Linked DNA regions of Homo sapiens: region 1 is linked to region 2. Evidence: chromatin loops called from intact Hi-C (ENCODE). Cell type or tissue: Caco-2. All regions are shown on one strand. Each heading gives the region's core, and the rest is flanking DNA. Links, peaks and the distances in the headings are about the cores only.

Region 1 (2,919 bases), core at 242-2,741, 58 kb after region 2:
AGCTCTTAAGATAAGGGTAAGGGTTCTCTTGCTTTGATCACATTCACCCTTCCCCTCCGGAGATTCTTTCAGACCTCTCTTTGGTTGAGCCTTAGAGGTTATGGGTTCTATTCAATTTAGACAGGCCCTTTCTTCACTTGTGTAAGCTGGAAAATAGTAAAGGTTAAAAGCAGTTCTTGAAGACACCATGCCATGATATGTATAAAAGGGTATATTTTTTAAGGACTGAATACAGTTTTAAAAAAACAGATTTTTAATCTGCTTCTTTGTTCAAAAACACTAGTTTTCTGTAAAATAGAAGGAAAGATTTTTAACCCTATTAATTTGGAGCTGACTCATTCATTCAAGTTTGGATGACATGATTCTTAAGCAAGCAAAAAATATGAATGAAATAAGTGCTGAATATGGAATTTTGGATGCTTCCCAAACATAATTGTGTATTGTAGGCTTACGGTGAACTATAAATTTTTATTAAGTTTCTCATTTTATTTTGATTCCTAGTCATTTGTTTGAAATATCGCCCACTCAGTTTTTCAACACCAAAAAAGTTATTTAGCAACTTGCTCCTCTGCTATAGATGATAAAAGGTAATGTGCAGAAGGCCTGAAGTTGGAGTGGCCTCATAGACAACTATTCTTACTCAGTAGTTACTGCTAGAAACAAGGGCTACATTTCTCATTTGTTTAGATCTCGTGTCAGCTGTCACTTCCTCTGACAGACTTTCTCTCACCTCATCTAAGGGAGTGCCTCCTCTTCACTTGCTGTACCCCAAACACATACTGGTGCCATAGTGGGAGAAAGCTTGGACTCTGGAGCCAGATGGCCAGGATTCCAATCTTGACTCTACTACTAATTATCTAAGTGACTATGGGCCTGGCTCTTCATTTGTAAAATAATAAGTTCCAGTGATACTTAAGAATAGTGCCTGGTACCAGCAAGAGCAATGTCAGTGATGGCTGTGATTATTATCACCATTGTTATTATTATCCCTAGAAATTATTAACCCTTTTTTCTCTCTGTGAGTATTTCCAGTTATTTGTTGATGTAGTTACTAGCTGACCCCTCACCCTCCATTTCCCCATTAGAATTCAAACTCCCAAGGGCCGGTTCCGCAGGGTCTTTGCACAGCGCCTGTAGTACGCTTTCAATAAATATTGGTTGAATGAATGAGCAACCTATGAACTTTTATAATGAAAGGTTCTAAACTCAAAACAAACATGTTTGTAGATTTTGCCAACTTCTACATTTTTCAGCTAATTCTCCCATCATTCACTGCCTATGTGTATATCTTATCATTGGTTTATCTTGGTGTTACGTCAGGATGTTACATTCTTCAGACCAGCTGGTCTATGTGACCTTAATGCAAGCTTTTTTCCTGTTTTTTTAAAAACTAGGCTATTTGATTGTACCTAGTTTAGAATTTTCCCAAATTAATGGTAGCAATACTCTATGGCTTAGATCTTGTAATCTCTACTGGTTATTTATTTCTTAAATACAGTTGTCCCTCAGTATCCACAGGGCGTTGGTTTCAGGATTCCTCACAGTTTCCAAATCTGCGGATGCTCAAGTCCCTCACATAAAATGGCGTACTGCAGTCAGTCCTCCATTCCTCGGACATGGGGCCCTAAGATGCATGTAGAGGGCCAGCTTTGTAGAGAAGACCCCCCTGGGGGTAGCGTAGGTCAAAGGATATAAAATTTTAGTTATGTAGGAGGAGTAAGTTCAAGAGTTCTATAGGGTGACTATAGTTAATAACAGTATATTATTGTATTCTTGAAAAATGCTGAGAGTGGATTTTTAAGTGTTCTCACCACAAAAAATGATACCTATCTGAGGTAATACGTATGTTAATTAGCTCAATTTAGCCATTCCACAGTGTATACATATTTTAAAACATCATCTTATACATGATAAAGATATACAATTTTGTCAATTTAAAAAATAAAATGTTAAGAAGAAAAGACTCACTGATTCTTTCTGAGATGAATTTTCACCTATTTGCAATTTCTCCTTTGACTTACTTTGAGCTGAGGTAGGACAGACTTATTGTCAAGGATCCTCACTTTTAAAATAAGTTTATTGACGTAAGTTACATACAATAAACTACACATATTTAAAGTGTACAATTTGGAGTAATTAGTTGTATTCACTTTCTAGAATCAACCATAGACAAATCATGGGAGACATTTCTCTGGCTATGGATAGAGTGTGTTATCAGCCTTAACAATGGGAAATCAAAGGGCTCAGGGAGCACAAGTGGCCTTAAAGGTGGGGGTGCTAGCTTCCTCTTCTAGGGAATGAGAGAATTGGAAGGTAATGTCTGTGTTCCAAAGAATAAGAAGTAGAAGTGTAGGTACATAGTTTGAAGTTGCCAAGGTGACCCCTGGAGGAGCTAAGAATAACAATGCTAACTTTATTTTTTAACTAAAAGCCTTTCCTCTTGAGAATAATGATAGCAGAAGGGCACAATAATAACCTTTGATCTAATAATCAAAGAGTTGATTGAACTATATAAAAAGATAGCATCATTTATACTTTTGGATATATTTTTTCCTTTAGATGTATTATTTTCCTTTAAAAATTAAAAAGTTAAATCAATGTTTATAAAAGAAATTTAGGGAGATTGTGGGTAAGTTGGGAAGAGGGAATTACTGTGTTGCTTAGCATCCAAATTTCCCTTTCAAACCTGAAGTAAATAAATTTTTGTAAGTGAAATTTAAAGACATTGTTGAGAAGTCAGTAAGGGAGAATTACTCGTTGCTTAGCACCATACTTTCATCTGTAATTCTGACTGAATACATTGGATCTGCCTTTGAGTAGCTTTTTTTTCTTTAAGCACTGTAGACTATGTCCCATGGTGTAGGTTTTCATATCTTCTGAATGCTATCCACTTGATACAAGTAATTATTGCTTTTCCTT
Region 2 (2,919 bases), core at 171-2,670:
AGGGCATGAAGAAAAAGCAGTTAACATTTATTGCATGGCATGAATTGCACCAACACTTTCCGGTACATTACAGTGTTATCTATCTTCTTATCTTCATTTTACAGATAAGCAAACTTGAGTATATTTATGTCACAGTGTGAGTTAATGGTGGGACCAGGGTTTGAACTTATATTGTTTACTTTTCTAATAGTGCTTACTGACTCTCACCATGAGCTAATGTTGATACTGAAAATACTGCAATTACAAGCAAGATATGGTCCCTGTCCTCACTCTGTTATTCCAGTAGGGAAGGTGGACTGTTAACTATTTAATTACAGCCCACGAGGATAGGTGCTGTAGGATGAGGAATGTAGTAGGAGAGTTCCCGGGGGACGATACCTTAAACTGACTTGGCATCAGGGAAAGCATCCCGGATGAAGTGGATCCTTATCTGAGAACTGAAGGACAAGTTGGCTGAAAGGACACTCTTTTTCTATAACTTGCTGCCTCATTTTTTTTTTTTTTTCGGACAGGGTCTTGTTCTGTCACTCAGGCTGGAGTGCAGTGGCATGATCTCAGCTCACTGCAACCTCCGCCTCCTGGGTTCAAGCGATTCTCCTGCCTCATCCTCCTGAGTAGCTGGGATCACAGGTGCGTGCCACCGTGTCTGGCTGATTTTTGTATTTTTAGTAGAGATGGGGTTTCACCATGTTGGCCAGGCTGGTCTCGAACTTCTGACCTCAAGTGATCACCTTCCTCAGCCTCCCAAAGTGCTGGGATTACAGGCGTGAGCCACCACGCCCTGTCCTACTGCCTCATTTTTTATTTTGTTTGGTGTGTTTTTCATCTTTTGTCTCATTTTCTTTCTTTTCTTTTTTTTCTTTTTTTCAGTCCCTTGCTTATTTTTTTAGTCACAGTAACTATCTTGAGAAAAGTTCTCAAATCTTTATTCATGCCCAGGGGTTTCTGCGTAGGCCCACTCCTACTTCTTGGCTTTCCCTTGAATTACAAAGGACTTGAAATGAATGTTGGGTAGCTTTCCAGGAGCTGGACCTGAATGAAGGAGGCAGAGAGATAAGGCAAGCCTGATGCAGCTTCAGACTAGATGTTTGATGCCAAGCCTGATGCAGCTTCAGACTAGATGTTTGATGCCTGATTCAAAACTCAGTGTGTGTCATCTCCTCTTCTCCTTGGGGCACTAAGACAGAGTGAAATTGGTATAACTAAGATGACTAATTGCCTTTTAGATTATATGTTCTTAATTTAGTAATTAGGAATGAAAACAATTATTTATTATTATATCATACACATACACTCATATTTTTAAGAAACATTTGTGTCTGTCCTACTAAAAAGAAGTATAATTTTATCACAGTAGGACTTAATTTTCATCTTTTCTCCCCTACCCATTGCTGCTTCCTTTGCCTATTACAAGACTTTCTTTAGGCATATGATTAAAAGTGAGAGGGAAAATGAGGGCACAATGTGTTCCAGTGGGCAACAAAAGGATGAATGAAATTCCTATAGAAGATAAAGTGGGTGGAAGGGCAGAGGTCATTTAAACTCTGGACAGAAACGGCTATTACTTGGGGTCAGGCAGTGGGGGTGGGGATGAAGGAGGGTTAGTGAAGGAATGTGGTTTCCTTTTAGGAAAAAAAAAAAAAACTTGAGGACTTAAATAAGCAATTCTGGGTTCAATCTTTACGTTTCCACGTATGCTTTTATTTTAGTATGTTTCATGTTACCTAGTGCATAGCATCCTACCCCCAGATGTGGAAGCCTGGCAAAGTAGAGTCTATGCTCATTCAATTTTGTTTTGGTTCCCATCCCCCTCATCCCAGGACCCTGCTTCTCTCTTTGGTGCAGGATCCCCCCACCCCTACTGACACCCCCCATGGTGTCATTAGGCCTGTGATCTGAGTCCAGCTCTGTGGGGAGAGGTTTGCTTCTGTGAGGACCCTTTAGAAAGTGGCACCTGTATAAACAACTGTCTCTTGTCCTCTGCTGAGTCTTGGCTTTTGACATAGTAGACAAGGAGTTAAGAAAAAGGGAGCTTTCTAAACAAGTGTCTTACGTAGATGTAGATTGACTGGGACTGGCCCAGCCATCACATTCTAGAGTTGGGTTTATCTTCATAGCAAAGCTCGAAGCATCCAGAACCTGGACTGCCTCAAGAATGAGAAAGACCACTGCAGAGCTGACCACATACTATGGACAGAATTCTAGTCTTGGCAGTTCTTCTTAGGGTATTGTTGATTCAGAGGCCAGAGTGTAATCCTAAAAGGTTTTGGTATATGACTTGTTTTAAAATGTAGGAATTTTGGTTTAGCAAATGGTATAATATCCAGAAATTAGATCTCATTTCTCTTTAAAATTACTTATTTATTTGAGACAGGGTCTCACTCAGTCACCTAGACTGGAGCACAGTGGCACGATCATGGCTCACTGTAACCTTAAACTCTTGGGCTCAAGTGACCCTCTTGCCTTAGCTTCCCAAGTAACTAGGAGTACAGGAGCATGCCACCATGCCTGACTAATTCTTTTATTTTTTGTAGAGGTGGCGTCTTTTGGCCAGGCTCTTATTATCCCAGCCTGTTGGGAGGCTGAGGCAGGAGGATTGCTTGAGCTTAGGAGTTTGAGACCAGCCTGCGCAACCTAGCAAAACCTTGTCTCTGCTTTAGAGAAAAAAGTTAGCCAGGCATGGTAGCACCCACTTGTAGCCCCGCTATTTGGGAGGCTGAGGTGGGAGGATAGCTTGAGCCTGGGAGATCAAGGCTGCAGTGAGCTACAATCATGCTATTGCACTCCAGCCTGGGTGACGAGTGAAACCCTGTCTCAAAAAAAAAAGAGAAATGGGGTCTTACTATGTTGTTCATGCCAGTATTGAACTCTTGGCTTCAAGTGATCCCAGTTCTGCCTCCCAAAGTGCTAGAATTACAG

The links. A loop is a pair of places that touch in the nucleus more often than their neighbours do. Peaks named below come from ENCODE experiments on the same cell type or tissue, not always from the same donor. Only the 100,000 strongest peaks of a DNase experiment are listed, where the experiment ranks them.
Region 1: a loop joins it to region 2, with 4 times the contacts of the local background. A loop is called at or near these places in 3 of 110 quality-filtered maps.

What each region holds. Positions count from the first base shown.
Region 1 is chr4:169,149,381-169,152,299 of GRCh38, reverse strand. All of the region lies in intron 4 of SH3RF1 (SH3 domain containing ring finger 1), which reads left to right. Among named protein-coding and RNA genes, the nearest start is that of SH3RF1, 120 kb to the left of the region's middle. In Caco-2, for the core only: no CTCF peak of the experiment used is centred there; no DNase peak of the experiment used is centred there.
Region 2 is chr4:169,206,875-169,209,793 of GRCh38, reverse strand. The region is part of intron 2 of SH3RF1 (SH3 domain containing ring finger 1); the gene reads left to right. Among named protein-coding and RNA genes, the nearest start is that of SH3RF1, 63 kb to the left of the region's middle. In Caco-2, for the core only: no CTCF peak of the experiment used is centred there; a DNase peak (open chromatin) is centred at 1,573.